Regions from separate parts of the Homo sapiens genome. Here region 1 is linked to region 2. The links are chromatin contacts, found by Hi-C or POLR2A ChIA-PET in ENCODE. All regions are on one chromosome and are shown on one strand. The core of a region is the stretch at or near the end of the contact, and the rest is flanking DNA. Distances in the headings are between cores, read along the strand shown.

Region 1 (6,958 bases), core at 3,210-5,709, 66 kb before region 2:
ATAACCACAGTACCTTTATCTTTTTTTTTTTTTTTTTGAGATGACATCTTGCTCTGTCACCCAGTCTGGAGTGCAGTGGAGTGATCATGACTCACTACAGTCTCAACCTCCTAGGTTCAAGTGATCCTCCTGCCTCAGCCTCCCATGTAGCTGGGACTATAGGCACGTACCACCATTCCCAGCTAATTTTTAAAATTTTTTTCTAGAGCTGGGGTCTCACTATGTTGCCTAGGCTGGTATCAAACTCCTGGGCTCACATGATCTGCTCTGACCTCCCAAAGTGCTGGGGTTACAGGTGTGAGCCACTGCGCCTGGCCTAGTACCTTCATTAAAATAAGGAAATTTCGTATTGAAACAACACTATTATCTCATTCACAATCCATCTTCAGATTTTGCTAATTCTTTAAGAGTATCCTTTGTACCTTTTCTTCTTTTCCATTCCTGAATCAGGTCTAGGATCACATATTGTAATTAAGGTGCAGAGTATTCTTAGTCTTCCTTGATCTGGGATAGTTCCTCAGGCTTTTCCAACCTTTAGTGACTTGGACTTCTTTTAAGCATATAGGCCAGTTATTTTATTTATTTATTTATTTATTTATTTATTTATTTATTTATTTATTTATTTTGAGACAGAGTCTTGCTCTGTCGCCCAGGCTGGAGTGCCGTGGCACAATCTTGGCTCACTGCAACCTCTGCCTCCTGGATTCAAGCAATTCTCCTGCCTCAGCCTCCTGAGTAGCTGGGATTACAGGTGCACACCACCACGCCCGGCTAATTTTTGTATTTTTAGTAGAGACGGGGTTTCACCATGTTGGTCAGGCTGGTCTCAAACTCCTGACATCGTGATCCACCCCCCTCGGCCTCCCAAAGTGCTGGGATTACAGGCGTGAGCCATTGCACCCAGCCCATACAGGCCAGTTATTTTACAGAATGCCCCTCAGTTGGGGTTTGTCTGATGTTTTCTCGTGATTACCATTAGAGTGTGCATTTTTGGCAGGAAGAACTCAGAAGTGAGTCGCTTCTGCAGCAAATGTATCGAGAGGCGCACGATGCCATTTACTCCCAATATCGATGATTTTTACTTTGATTACTTGGTTAAGGTTTCTGTATTGTAAACCTATTTTCCCTTAAACCTAATTCCTAAGTAATTAGTGGGTAGTCACCTTCAGACTATGAGGATATCCTGTTCCCTGTCAAACTTTTACCCACTGCTTTTAGCATCCTTTGATGGTTCCTCCCTATGATAGTTACAAAGAGATTGCTATGATAGTTGTAAAATGGAAATTTTGTAACTCCACTCCCTCCTTGATTATTAGCTGGCAGTCAGCTGTGTGGAAGAGCTTTCTCTTCTCTCCCATTTGTTTATTCATTTCTCAATGTATATAGGCATGGATTTACTTGATTCCATGAATACTCTGTTAACAATCATTATTTTGATGCTCAAATTAGTCCAGTTTGGCCAGTGGGCACTTTTTCAAGGTGGCTCATTTGTGACCTTCGTGATATCCCTGTCATATTTTAGCACTTCCTTGCTTACTCAAGGAGCAGTAAGCCACAACCAGATGCCCTGGTTCATCTTGTACTTCCCTTGCAGTATCCTGGAAATGGCCATTTCTCCAAGGAGCCTTGATTCCTTTTACTGGGGGATGGTTTTTAGAAACCACGATCTGAGTCCTAGGAGCAGTCATTGCTACTGGAGTGCTACTAGGCCTCTGCAGCAGACAGAACCAAGAAACACACCCACATACACACCAAGATGTATAAGTACAAATATATATATATATATAAAAAATACATATATAATATATTATGTATATATAAAATACATACACACACATATACATGTATATGCCAACTTAAATTTTTCTGTCTATTCTACTGATTATCTATAAAACAATTTCAATCCAGCACCACAGAATTCATTCTTTTTTTTTTTGAGACGGAGTTTCACTCTTGTCACCCAGGCTGGAGTGCAGTGGCGCCATCTCAGCTCACTGCAACCTCTGCTGGAATTACAGGCATGTGCCACCACACCTGGCTAATTTTTGTATTTTCAGCAGAGATGGGGTTTCACCATGTTGGCTAGACTGGTCTCAAACTCCTGACCTCAGGTGATCTGCCTGCCTTGGCTTCCCAGAGTTGCTGGGATTACAGGTGTGAGCCACCGTGCCCTGCCACCACATATTAGAATTCATTCTAATATTCTCCCTTTTCATACTTGTAAATCTCTTCTCCAACACTGAGCAATACAGGGAAGTTCATTTCAGAATTTCCAGCCCATGTCACTGTAAAAACAAAAAGTAAGGCTTCTAGGTAGAGTTCAGTACTGGATGCAGTTCTTTTGTGTTTAGCCCGAGTATATATGATGGAAGTGTTACGTTCAAAGTTATCTGGAGTCGTTCTCTTCCTCCACTACCCTTTAATGTGGTTACTTTATTCATTTGAAATACAGGTAGGTTCACTTGTTTCAGTTTACATTCCATTTAGGGCTCCTGCCACCCTGATCTTTGTTGACTTTTTCTTGTTTTCAGTATGTAGAACATTAACATGTTCCTGAAGGTCAACACTCTGCAAAATGGGGCACTCAGAAAAGCGTCCCAACTCTCCCTGTCCCCATTGCCCCCTGACTGCAACTCCCATTATTACGTGGCTCGTTGCATCAATTTCTGCCTTTTCTTTCCTCTGCTTACTTTTGCGAAAATGGACAAGTCCACAGACATTTTCTTTTTTTCTTTTTTGAGATGAAGTCTCATTCTGTAGCCTGGGCTGGAGTGCAGTGGTTAGGTCTTGGCTCACTGCAACCTCCACCTCCCGGGTTCAGGTGATTCTCCTGCCTCAGCCTCCTGAGTAGCTGGGATTACAGGCATCTGCCACCATTCCCAGCTAATTTTTGTATTTTTAGTAGAGATGGGGCTTTGCCACGTTGGCCAGGCTTGTCTCGAACTTCTCACCTCAGGTGATCTGCCCGCTTCTGCCTCCCAAAATTCTGGGATTACAGGTGTGAGCCACCACACCCAGCCCAAACATTTTCTTATTTCTTCTTCTTTCTTACACAAAATATGGCATGCTGTAGATTCTTGTACTTTGCTTTGTTTCCACATGACGACAAAACCCGGAAATCATTGTCTATCAGTGCAGAGTCAGCTTCCTCATTCCTTTCCACAGTGGCAGAACATTCCTGTAAATGGACATTTAGGGTATTTCCACAATTTTGCAATTACAAACAGTGGTGCAACGAATAACCGTGTGCATCCGTATTTTGCATTGTTGGGGAACAGGTCATTCTTTTTAGAAAAGCCGGTTTTTGTTTTCAAACCCTTAAGATCAGGTTTCAAATTGAGCGACAGGCAACGTAGTGTGTCAGGAACCCCACAATAGGTCTGGGAGGCTGGCGGGGCTCAGATCCCTTCCATGTGAGGTGCTGGCTGTGTGACTTTGAGGAAGTTGTTTAACTTTTCTGGTCTCAGTTGTCTCCTATGTAAAATAAAGGTCATAACCCCTACTTTGCTGCTGTAAATTTTTTTTGTTTTTTTGAGATGGAGTCTTGCTTTGTCGCCAAGGCTGGAGTGCAGTGGCGCAATCCTGGCTCACTGTAACCTCTGCCTCCTGGGTTCAAACAATTCGATTCTCCTGCCTCAGCCACCCCAATAGCTGGGACTACTGCAGGCACATGCCACCACACCCGGCTAATTTTTGTATTTTAAGTAGAGACGGGGTTTCACCATGTTGACCAGGCTGGTCTGGGACTTCTGACCTCAGGCGATCTGCCCGCCTTGGCCTCCCAAAGTGCTGGGATTACAGGTGTGAGCCACTGTGCCTGGCCTGCTGCTGTGAAAATTAAATAGTGTGCAGGAATGTCTCCGGTGGGGTGCCTGTCATACAAGAGAGCTCAGTGCATGTTAATAAGGATCACTTCAGGCCGGGCGCAATGCTGCATGATTGTAATCCCAGCACTTTAGGAGGCTGAGGCGGGAGGATCATTTCAGCCCAAATATTTAAGGTTACAGTGAGTTATGATCGTGCCACTGCACTCCAGCCTGGGTGACAGAGCAAGACCCTGTCTCTCAGATAAATAAGCAATTGTTCCTCTGTAGCCATCAAATTCACCCTATAATTTTTCAGTTGGGTAAAACCTTTTTAATCCACATATCTGGGTTTTCCTCCTTGTCTTGTATCACACATTCTTATTTTCCCCTTCATTCTATACAATGACACCATAAATAAACTGCACAGAGAGCTGTCATAATAGAGGGAAGAAACTCACCAGCATCCATTCCTACAGCACAGTGATGTATCGAGTACACAGTGCTGAGTTCTGGGGACACAGGAGGGACCAAACAAAACTCACATTCTAGTCAGGGAACCGGCAATGGAAAGATGAGCGATGATGTGATGCGTCTGGCTACGAGGAAACACAAAGCCACGGGAGGAGCGGGAAGTGACGGAGAGCTGTCTGAGATAAGCTGGTTGGGGAAGCTGCTCTGAGCAGGTGGCATTTCAACGAGACCTGCACAAAGCAAAGGAGTGAGCTGGGGGACTGATGGCTGGGTACAGCATTCTGGGAAGAGGGAACAGCATGTGCAGAGGCCCTGGGGAGGAGCAGGCTTAGTGTGTGGGTGGCACAACAGCAAGAAAATTAGCATAGCTTGGTATGGGATCAGAGGAGTCTAGGGGAAGAGATTGGGTCAGACCTCAGAGGAAGATGGGAGCCATGGAGAGTTTTACACAGAGGAGTGACTTGAAGTGCCTTAGGTTTTCACAGGAGCCCTTTGGCAGCTTCGAGGTAAAAGGATGTAGTGTTGATGTCCAAGCATCATGCACACAAGACACTGAGGTCCCCTGGGGAAGGAAGCTGCCCCCAAACTCACCTTACCTGGTTGCTCTCAAGGGACCCACTGGACCCTTCCAAAACCCAGTCTATCTGAATTTCTCCCAGAAAATCTCCCCACGTTCCCCACCACATCAGTGGTGCGTGCCAGTGCCTCCTCTCCCCAGGGACAGGGAGGTAGAGTGGACCCTTGTGATTCATGGACTCCATATTTGCAAATTCGCCTCCTCACTGAAATGGACTTGCAACGCCAAGATCAATACTAACAGGCTTTTGTGGTCATTCAAGGACATGCCCAGAGCAGCAAAATACTTGAGTCACCCCAAGTGCACGCTCCCCGCTGAAGTCCCTGTTCTGTCTTGTGGTTTTAGCTCTTGTACTGCGAAGAGGTGTCTTTTTATGGTCCATTTAATGCTACTCTTTTTTTTTTTTTTTTTTGCATTTTTGTGCTTTTTGTTGGCGATTGCACTGTTTAAAATGGCCCCCCAGCATAGTGCTGAAGTGCCGTCTCATGTTCCTAAGCACAAGAAGTCTGCAATGTGCCTTACACAGAAAATATGTGTTAGATAAGCTTCATTCAGGCATGAATTACAGTGCTGTTGGCTGTGCGTTCAATGTTAATAAAACAATAATCTATATTTAATAAGATGTCTTTAGCCGGCACAGTGGCTCATGCCTGTAATCCCAGCACTTTGGGAGGCTGAGGTGGGTGGATCACCTGAGGTCAGGAGTTCAGGATCAGCCTGGCCAACATGGTGAAACCCCATCTCTACTAAAAATACAAAAATTAGCCAGGCGTGGTCATGGGCACCTATCATCCCAGCTACCCGGGAGGCTGAGGCAGGAGAATGGCTTGACCCTGGGAGGCAGAGGTTGCAGTGAGCCAAGATCACACCACTGTAATGCAGCCTGGGCAACAAAGTGAGACTCTGTCTCAAAATAATAATAATAATAATGTCTTTAAAAAGAAACACACATAAGACAAGTTTATTATTATTAATTTTAGAGACAGGGTCGTGCTCTTTCACCCAGGCTGGAGTGCAGTGACACGATCATAGCTCACTGCAGCCTCGAACTCCTGGGCTCAAGAAATCTCCCGCCTTGGCCTCCCAGTGTTCTGGGACTGTGTGTGAACCACCACGCCTGGCCAAGTTCATGTATTATGGTTGATGAATGTTGTGATGGGAGATTTGTAGGAATCTAGCCTTGTATTTCCCCTAGGAACAATGTTTCCATTTTTGCTAATTCAGTGTCCGCAGAGATCTTATAGGACATAATTACTACAAATCATGAGATTCAACTGCTTATGACTGAAAACTGGTACCAGGTCTCCCCACCCTCTCTTCTTGCCCCCACCCCCACCAGGAGGAGCAAAGCTCAGGAAAGCCATGCTTTTAGCTGTTACCCATCCTGCTGGGTGGGTTAGGCAAGAGTTTGGCAAATCAGATGGGACCCCAAAGGCACCTCCCAAGAGCTGTGCAGAGGCCCCCATTCCTGACAGTGCCTGTGCACCTGTGTCCACACTGAGAAGGCTGAGGTGTGGGTGGGAGGCAGCCAGGCGAAGGAATGGGGCTAACAGGCCTCACAGCAACATGGGGGGGCGTGGGAATGGGGGTCTCAGCCATGAGTCATCAGAGTGGTTGTTTGCTGGCCAGGCCAGCTTGACCAGAGAGGCAGGGGATTGTGTATGAGCTCTGCTCATCAGGGGAGATACACTGTCTGAGAACCATAGTCCCGGGGACATCTGAGTTGGTGAGGGCCACGTGTGGGATTCTGTCCAAGCTCCCTGCTTTGCAGATGGGGGACCTGGGTCCCCAAAGAAGTGAAGTGCTGAGATCTCCGGCTTGACCACTCCAAAAAAGAGGATGAAGAGGTCTTATGTGGGTCACTTGCTCCAGGCTGATTGCTCAATCTCAGTTACAGGGAAGCATACATCATCAGAAAATGAGGACAAATTTCCCTAATCTGGAAATGCCCCAGAAGCTAGCTCAATGTTTCCAAACAGAGACAGCTAGTAGCAATCAGCAAAGGTCCTATACATAGTTATTTTGTTAGAAAGAAAAAGATAGTTCATTTTCACAGCACCCTCAGCCTTCCTGTGGGCTGTCACATCATGAATTATGGACTCAA
Region 2 (7,669 bases), core at 973-3,472:
CACGCCTGTAATCCCAGCACTTTGGGAGGCTGAGGCAGAAGGATCACTGGAGCCCAGGAGTTCAAGACCAGCCTGGGCAACATAGCAAGACCTCATCTCTACTACATCTTTTAAAAATTAGCTAGATATGGTGGCACACGCCTGTGGTTTCAGCTACTCAGGGAACTGAGGTGGGAGGATTGCTTGAGCCCAGGAGGTCGAGGCTGCAGTGAGCTCTGATTGTGCCACTGCACTCCAGCCTGGGCAACAGAGTGAGACCCTGTCTCCAAAAAACAAACAAACAAACAAAGGTTATTCTTAATTTTAAAAACTAAAATAAAAAATAAAAATAGATTTTCCTGCTATATTGGTATAAAGGTGAATATGTTAATTTTATATATGAAATCATTATCTTTGCCCTAAAAGTTCATTTTTTCCCCTTCTGATTTTAAGTGAAATTAAAACGTTTTTATGGGTCCTTAAAAGTATTATGGTCTGTAATCACTGTGCCTATTGTACCTACTGGGGAAGTTGGCCTAGTGTTTGGGTCTGTGGTGACCTTGAGTGAGCTGACTGACTTTTTGGGCCTCAGTTTTCTCATCTGTAAAATGGGTATAGCAACAGCATCTGTTTTAATCCGTAGCAAGTGACTAGCAGAGAGGCAGCTTTGTGGCTGTTAGTATCTAGTTAGGGCTCAATCAGTAAAGCTATCTACACTACCTTCTGCTGGGGGGTGAGGGGCTTGTGCGTGGAGGGGGCTGGGCTTGTAGTGGAGAGGGGCTGAGTGCCTCCTGTAGGGAGTGGGCTGTTACTCAGGCACTTAACTAAAAGGCCACTAGGGGCCAAGGTTTCTGCTGTCAGCCCTGCTTCCTGCTCCAGCATCATAAAGCATTAGGGCCTGAAGGGTCCTCAGGGCCTTTCCTCTGCCCAGGTCTGCCAGAGACGGGATCCATCAGGGTAGAGCTGGGACAAGAACCCAGGCTGGGACCCTGGTCCAATGCCGCGGGGCCCCACCCAGGCTGTCTTCTGAGGTGCCACCCTCAGGTAGATGATGACAAGCAGCTCTCCTTGGCAAGCTCTCCCTCCCGCCACCCACGTTGGCTTCTTGGCCTTTTTGCCACTCACACCATTTCCTCATGGCCACATCTGCACACAGGCCTCCATGTGCAGCACCCAGAGAGGGCCTGGGTTTCAATGGCGGCACAGCCTTGGGCCGAGTCCCGGTCTACCATTGCCTTACCGGGCAGGTGGCCTCACGTTGGCATCCTCACCTGAGAAAGGGACCTAAGCACGCTTCCTACCTCACAGGGCATTTGCAAAGGTGACATTAGATGATGCAGGTAAAGCACTTGTACAGGCAGGGGCTCCCTCATGATGAGGAAGGAGAGGAGGAGGAGGAGCGCAGAGTGGCTTCTTCCATTCTCTCCTCTGGAGGCTGCTCAGGGAAGAGCCTCCAAGAGGGCCAGGGGCCACGTGGCAGGCTGCCTGGGTTACAAATCCCAGCCTGCTCCTTACTGGTGGCATGACTTTGGGGAAGCACTTCACCTTTCTGTGCCTCAGTTTCTTCACCTGAAAAGAGGGTACAACAATAGAACTTCCCTCAAGGGGTTGTTGGGAGAAATAAGTAAGTGAACATACCTCAGAGGCTTCAATAGGCACCTGGTGTGTAGTTAGTGCTCAGTACAAAATGAGGTATTTTTCTTTTCTTGGGACACACCACAGATGACAAATCAGCTTTCATCTTCAGGATGGAACCTTCTAGAACTGGCATGGGGTTCCAGAAATGGGAGTTCTCAGTTCCTTTCTCTCCAAAATGTGAGAGACACGTGCTGTGCCCACTGGAGGGTTTGTGGAGTGCAGCCCAGGGAAATTTGTGACCATCCATGGCCTCGTGGTTGCTTAAGCCCAAGGGGGTGACTTCTAGACCTCAGAAAACGGCCATGGGACAGGGAGGTTGTGGTCCTGAAAATGGTCGTGATGTGTCGCATGGGCAGCATGAGGCTCAGCAGAACGGAAGCTCCAGGAACTCTGAGGGACAGGCAGGAGAAGGGAAGGGATGACAGGTGTTGAGCGTCTCCTCTGTGCCAGGCATGGGCTGGCTCTCTGGCTCTGCTCCGGATTTGTGGAAACTGCCCTGGGTGAACCTTGTTCAGGTGAATGGGCCAGCAGGTCAGCCAGGGCCCTCAGCTGTCTGGCCTCAGCCCTCACCACGTCTCTGCAGCCGGCAGTGGCCTTGGACGTAGAGCCAACCAGACACTGAGATGTGGCCTGTGGCCATGGCCCAAGGGAAGCTACTGGCTGCCAAGTCACTGAAGTGAGACCCTGAGCTCGCTGACGCCAGGCTCCCACCAGCCACAGGCTGTTCACGGCTCTGCTTCCTTTTAGCTTTTCTCTTGTGGGATCGCTTTAGTCTGATGCGGACCCTGAATGAGAGATGACGGGGTCCATGCTTTCTGCACGCTCCTTTCCTGAAGTGACTCTTGTCACCTGAGTCCTTATTGGCAGCTGGCATAAAATATTAAAGCCTAACTGAGCGTGTGAGTTGCAGAGCCTTCCTAGCAGACTCTGGTTTCACAGTCCCAAGGCAGCAGCTGCAGGGAGGGTCTGCAGCAGGCCCCAGTGTCCCAGCGCAGCACCGTGTGGAGCAGCCCCAGACGCACTTCTGCTCAGCAGCCACATTCTGGGAGTCCGAGGTCCAGAGTATGACCACGGTGAGAGGTATGTACTCTAGTGGCAGAATATGATCAGGAATCTGACTTTTGGAATCAGAACTGAACTCCACTGTGTGTCTCAGCAGAACAAACTGTCAGCTTCCTCTGTGATGACCAAATCAAAACACTTATGCACACAGGGAAGTGAGGGTCGGATACAATTTTCCTGCACCTGTTCTCTTCCTCTCTACCAAGACTTCTTAATGTGCCATCTATGAGCCTCCCTCTAGTAACTGAATGCAAAATCATCACATAGTTTATTTTGTTTTGTTTTGTTTGTTTCTCGAGAAAGAACTGGTATTTTACGTGAAATTTTCAAAAGAGTGGTGGTTCCTAACCCAATATTTTTTAATGTTTAAATTTAAATTTAAACATTTAAAAACACTGGCAGTTCCACTTTTAGGAATAGTCACTACCACCTTTAATGAGATAAAAGATCTAGGTATAAGGGCATTCTTGGAAGTATGGTGGTCACAAAAGACTAGAAATAACTCGATTACCTGTTAATAGGGAACTGGTTCAATCAGTTGGGTCCACTCTTTGAAAAAAGTACAACCATAGAAGGACAAGTGTGTATGCATGACGTGGAGAGCTTTCCAACAGGGTGAAGTGTGAAAAGCAAAGCACAGGATAGCATGTGAACTGTGCTCTGGACTCCCATGGTGGGGGAAGCGGGCATTTTGGGGTGTGGGCTTGTATGTGGGGACTATTCTGGGGAAGGACCCTCCAGCCACTGGTGGCAATGATTCCCTCAGAGGAGGGAGGCAGAGGACGGAGGTTAAGGGTGAGAGGGAGACTTACTTTTCACCATAGTTTGCACTGTTTGAACATATATGGCTTAAAAACAGTTAAACAAGAAAACAAGCCAGGTGCAATGGCTCATGCCTGTAATCCCAGCACTTTGGGAGACCAAGGTGGGTGGATTGATAGCTTGAGTCCAGGAGTTCGAGACCAGCCTGAGCAACATGGCAAAACTTTTCTCTACAAAAATGGAAAAAATTAGCCAGTCATGGTGGTGCACACCTGTACTCCCCCAGCTACTCAGGAGGCTGAGAGGTGGAAAGATTGTTTGAGACTGGGAGGTCAAGGCTGCAGTGAGCTGAGATCATGTCACTGCACTCCAGCCTGGGCGACAGAGTGAGACCTTGCCTCAAAACAAAACAAAAACAAACAAACAAAAAACAAAAAAGAAAAGAAAACAACCTCAGAATTGTTTTCCAAAGAACCTAAGTAGATAGAGGCATTTGAACAGCAGAGCTGAGGCTGAACGTGGGGCAGCTAATTTGGGTGGGCAGCTGCCACTCTAAATTAGGAAGGTGGCCAAGGTCAAAGCCTGACTCACAGCTGGCCCCACAGTGGCCTCAGGGGTTAAATGGAGTGGCGTCCTCCTGGCATGGTGTTTAACAGCCTGCTGCATCCAAGCTCATATCCTTGTTATAATCACACGTATCTATGCTTTCATGAATGGAGCCGAAAGTCCATGTGCAAACCCCATTTTCCCTTTGAGGCTGGGGTCAAGCCAGAGTCTTGCTTTAGTGCAGATGCTTGGCATTTGTTGGGGAGGGACAAAGAGAAGGAGCCTGGCCAGTGATTCATGAGGACTGATGGTGGTGCCTCTCCTCCACCTCACTTAGGTGTGGGACTCGCTGCTCAGCAGGTAACAGGAGGCAAGTCCCTCAAGAGGTCATCTGTGTTGCAGAGCAGCCTGGGATTGCCCAAGGGCTGGGCAATCTACCTGCTAGGAGGGCTGGGCTGGGGTGAGTTGTGCTGTAGGCCACATTCCTTTGTTGTGAAGTGCCCTGTTGACATCCATCCATCCATCTCATTGGTTCTGGCCGCAGTGATATCTGAGTAGGCTTGGGAGGCAGGTTAACTATTTGATGAGAGAGGGCCTGGTTGAGAGGTGCCAATGGTGCTGGCTCACATTGGTCATCCCAGCACTTTGGGAGGCCAAGATGGGAGGATCGCTTGAGGCCAGGAGATCGAGACCAACCTAGGAATAGAGCGAGACCCCATCTTTACAAAAATTCCTTAGAAAAAGGTACCGGGGGTGCAGGGCTGGCCTCCCCACCTTGTTCATTGCACCTACAGGGCCTCAGTAGTGATTTCAGGCAAAGGGCTACATGGAATCTTTTGTTTTTCTGTTTTTGTTTTTGTTTTTCTTTGAGACAGCGTCTTGCTCTGTCATCCAGGGTGGAGTGCAGGGGCACCATCTTGGTTCACTGCAACCTCCGCCTCCTGTGCTCAGGCAATCTTCCCATCTCAGTCTCCCAAGTAGCTTGAACTACAGGCATGCACCACCACGCCTGGCTAATTTTTGTATTTTTTGTAGGGACAGGGTTTCATTATGTTTCCCAGGCTGGTTATGAACTCCTGACCTGAAGTGATCCACCTGCCTTGGCCTCCCAAAGTGCTGGGATTACAGGTGTGAGCCACTGCACCCAGCCCTACTTGGAATCTTGTTCTCTGCAGTGAACATCTCATTTTGCCAGAAAGCCACTGGCCCAGCTCTTGCTGGGTGGGCTGAGATGTCCAGTCTGCCCTCAGCCTACCCACTACAAGCCTGCCTCTGGCTGGTGGTGCAGACTCAGTGGCTCCCCCAAGGCAGGGAGCCTCACTGGACCAACAGAGGTTCTTATGCACCCAGATCTCCATCTACAAAGCTTGCCTGCAATTAGGCTGACTGACCATCCTGGGAGTTTTCCAGCATGCAGGACTTTCAGTGCCAAAACCAGGACAACCCCAGGCAAACCTGGACGGTTGATCACCCTCCCTGGAAGCCTGCCACCAGCAAGACGTGCTCTCCCTGACAGGACTCTGCAAGGGCAGGAACCATGCATTTCTTTCTTTCTTTTTTCTTTCATAATTGCAGACTTTATTCTCGCAATTTTTCTATAGATTCCTCAAGTATTAGTAGTTTAGGCTGGGCGTGGTGGCTCACACCTGTAATCCCAGCACTTTGCAAGGCCCAGGCGGGCAGATCATGAGGTCAGGAGTTTGAGGCCAGCCTGGCCAACGTGGTGAAACACCATCTCTACTAAAAACACACACACACACACACACACACACACACACACACACACACAAAGTAGCCGGGTGTGGTGGTGCACACCTGTAACCCCAGCTACTCAGGAGGCTGAGACAGGAGAATCGCTGGAACCTGGGGGGTGGAGGTTGCAGTGAGCCAAGACCGCACCACTGCACTCCAGCCTGGGCAACAGAGTGAGACTCTTGCCTCTGAAATTGTTTAAGAGTACAGTACATACATAATGCCTCTTAACCCTTGAATACTTCACTGTATGTTTCCTAAAAACAAGAAATTCTCTTTTATAACTGTGAACCCAAAGTATCTGAGACAGGTCTCAATCGATTTAGAAAGTTTATTTTGCCAAGGTTAAGGACATGCCCATGACACAGCCTCAGGAGGTCCTGAGGAGAAGTGCCCAAGGTAGTCAGGGCACAGCTTGCTTGTATACATTTTAGGGAGACATAATATATCAATCCATACATATAAGATTTACGTTGGTTCCATCTGGAAGAGTGGTGCAACTCAAAGCAGGGGCTTCCAGGTCATAGGTTGATTTAAAATTTTTCTGCTTGGTAATTGGTTGAAAGAGTTATTATCAATAGGAAGAAATGTCTGAGTTATGATAAGGGGTTGTAGAGACCATGGTTTTATCATGCAGATGAAGAATAGATTGTAAATGTTTCTTATCAGACTTAAGGTCTGTGTTGATGTTAATGCTGGTCGACTTTTGAATTCCAAAAGGGAGGAAAGTATAATGAGGCTTGTCCAAACCCTCTTCCATCATAGTCTAAACCAGTTTTTCAAGTTAACGTTAGAATGCCCTTGGCCAAGAGGAGGGGTTTATTCAGATGGTTGGGGGGGACCTTAGAATTTAATTTTTGGTTTACATAACCAATATACAATGATCACAATCAGGAAATTAACATTGAAACAACACTGCTACCTAATAATCTACAGACTGTATTGGGATTTTGTCAATTGCTCCAAGAATGTCTTTCATGGCAAAAGGAAATCCAAGCTCTGTGTTGCCTTCAATCTGGAACAGTCTCTGAGTTTTTCTTTGTATTTCATGACACTGGCATTTTATTTATTTTATTATTTTATTTTATTTTATTTATTTTTTGAGATGGAGTCTTGCTCTGTCGCCCAGGCTGGAGTGCAATGGTGTGATCTCGGCTCACTGCAACCTCCACCTCCTGGGTTCAAGCCATTCTCCTGCCTCAGCCTCCTGAGTAGCTGGGATTACAGGTGCCCGCTGCCACACCCAGCTACTTTTTGTATTTTCAGTAGGGACGGGGTTTCACCATGTTGGGCAGGCTGGTCTCAAACTCCTCAAGTGAGCCGCCTGCCTCAGCCTCCCAAAGTGTTAGGATTACAGGTGTGAGCCACCGCGCCCAGCCACATTGGCATTTTAAAAGAGGACAGGCCAGTTATTTTGTAGAATGAAAGGCCCTCCAGCAGGGAGTGCTCCCATGTATTGAGCAGCTACTGTGTTCCAGGATCTTCCTGTACATGATCTCATTCATCTCTTCAACAACCCTTTGAGGGACAAGTGATTACTTTTGCACAGAAGGAAACAGGCTCAGAGAGGTTAAGAGGCTTGCCTGAGGGTGCTCAGCCCCGAAAGGTGCTCCAAGCTTAACTCCAGATCCCATTTTCTTAACCACATGGCCATTGTATCTTGGGGAATTTTCTTGTTTTACTTGCAGTTTTTTGTTTTAGTTTTTGTTTTTGTTTTTATTTTTGAGACAGGGTCTCACTCTGTCACCCAGGCTGAGTGCAGTGGCTCCATCACAGCTCACTGCAGCCTTGATCTCCCAGGCTCAAGTGATCCTTTCACCTCAGCCTCCTGAAGAGTTGGGACCACAGGCATACGCCACCATGCCAGGCTAATCTTTATTTTTGGTAGAGACGGGTCTCACTCTGTCATGTAGACTGGAGTGCAGTGGTG

What was found. Hi-C counts contacts between places; a loop is a spot of excess contacts on that map. ChIA-PET counts read pairs that join two places held with the same protein, here RNA polymerase II (POLR2A). Pooled maps may share reads with other maps.
Region 1: POLR2A ChIA-PET joins it to region 2 with 10 read pairs in AG04449. The contact joins two enhancer-like sites. A Hi-C loop is called at or near these places in 3 of 168 maps with a recorded cell type or tissue (CD14-positive monocyte, Caco-2 and HepG2) and 4 of 50 pooled maps. POLR2A ChIA-PET finds 5 or more read pairs at or near these places in 7 of 52 experiments (AG04449, CD8-positive, alpha-beta memory T cell, Caco-2 and 4 more).

The regions. Positions count from the first base shown.
Region 1 is chr16:57,890,381-57,897,338 of GRCh38, reverse strand. The region is part of intron 31 of CNGB1 (cyclic nucleotide gated channel subunit beta 1); the gene reads left to right. Among named protein-coding and RNA genes, the nearest start is that of CNGB1, 77 kb to the left of the region's middle. Within about 2 kb of position 4,459, at least 8 of the 41 ENCODE cell types and tissues checked have a DNase peak (open chromatin) inside an H3K27ac peak, as active enhancers do.
Region 2 is chr16:57,821,869-57,829,537 of GRCh38, reverse strand. It overlaps a transcript of KIFC3 not described here. Among named protein-coding and RNA genes, the nearest start is that of KIFC3, 23 kb to the right of the region's middle. RefSeq lists enhancers at 3,686-4,185, 4,186-4,687. Within about 2 kb of position 2,222, at least 8 of the 41 ENCODE cell types and tissues checked have a DNase peak (open chromatin) inside an H3K27ac peak, as active enhancers do.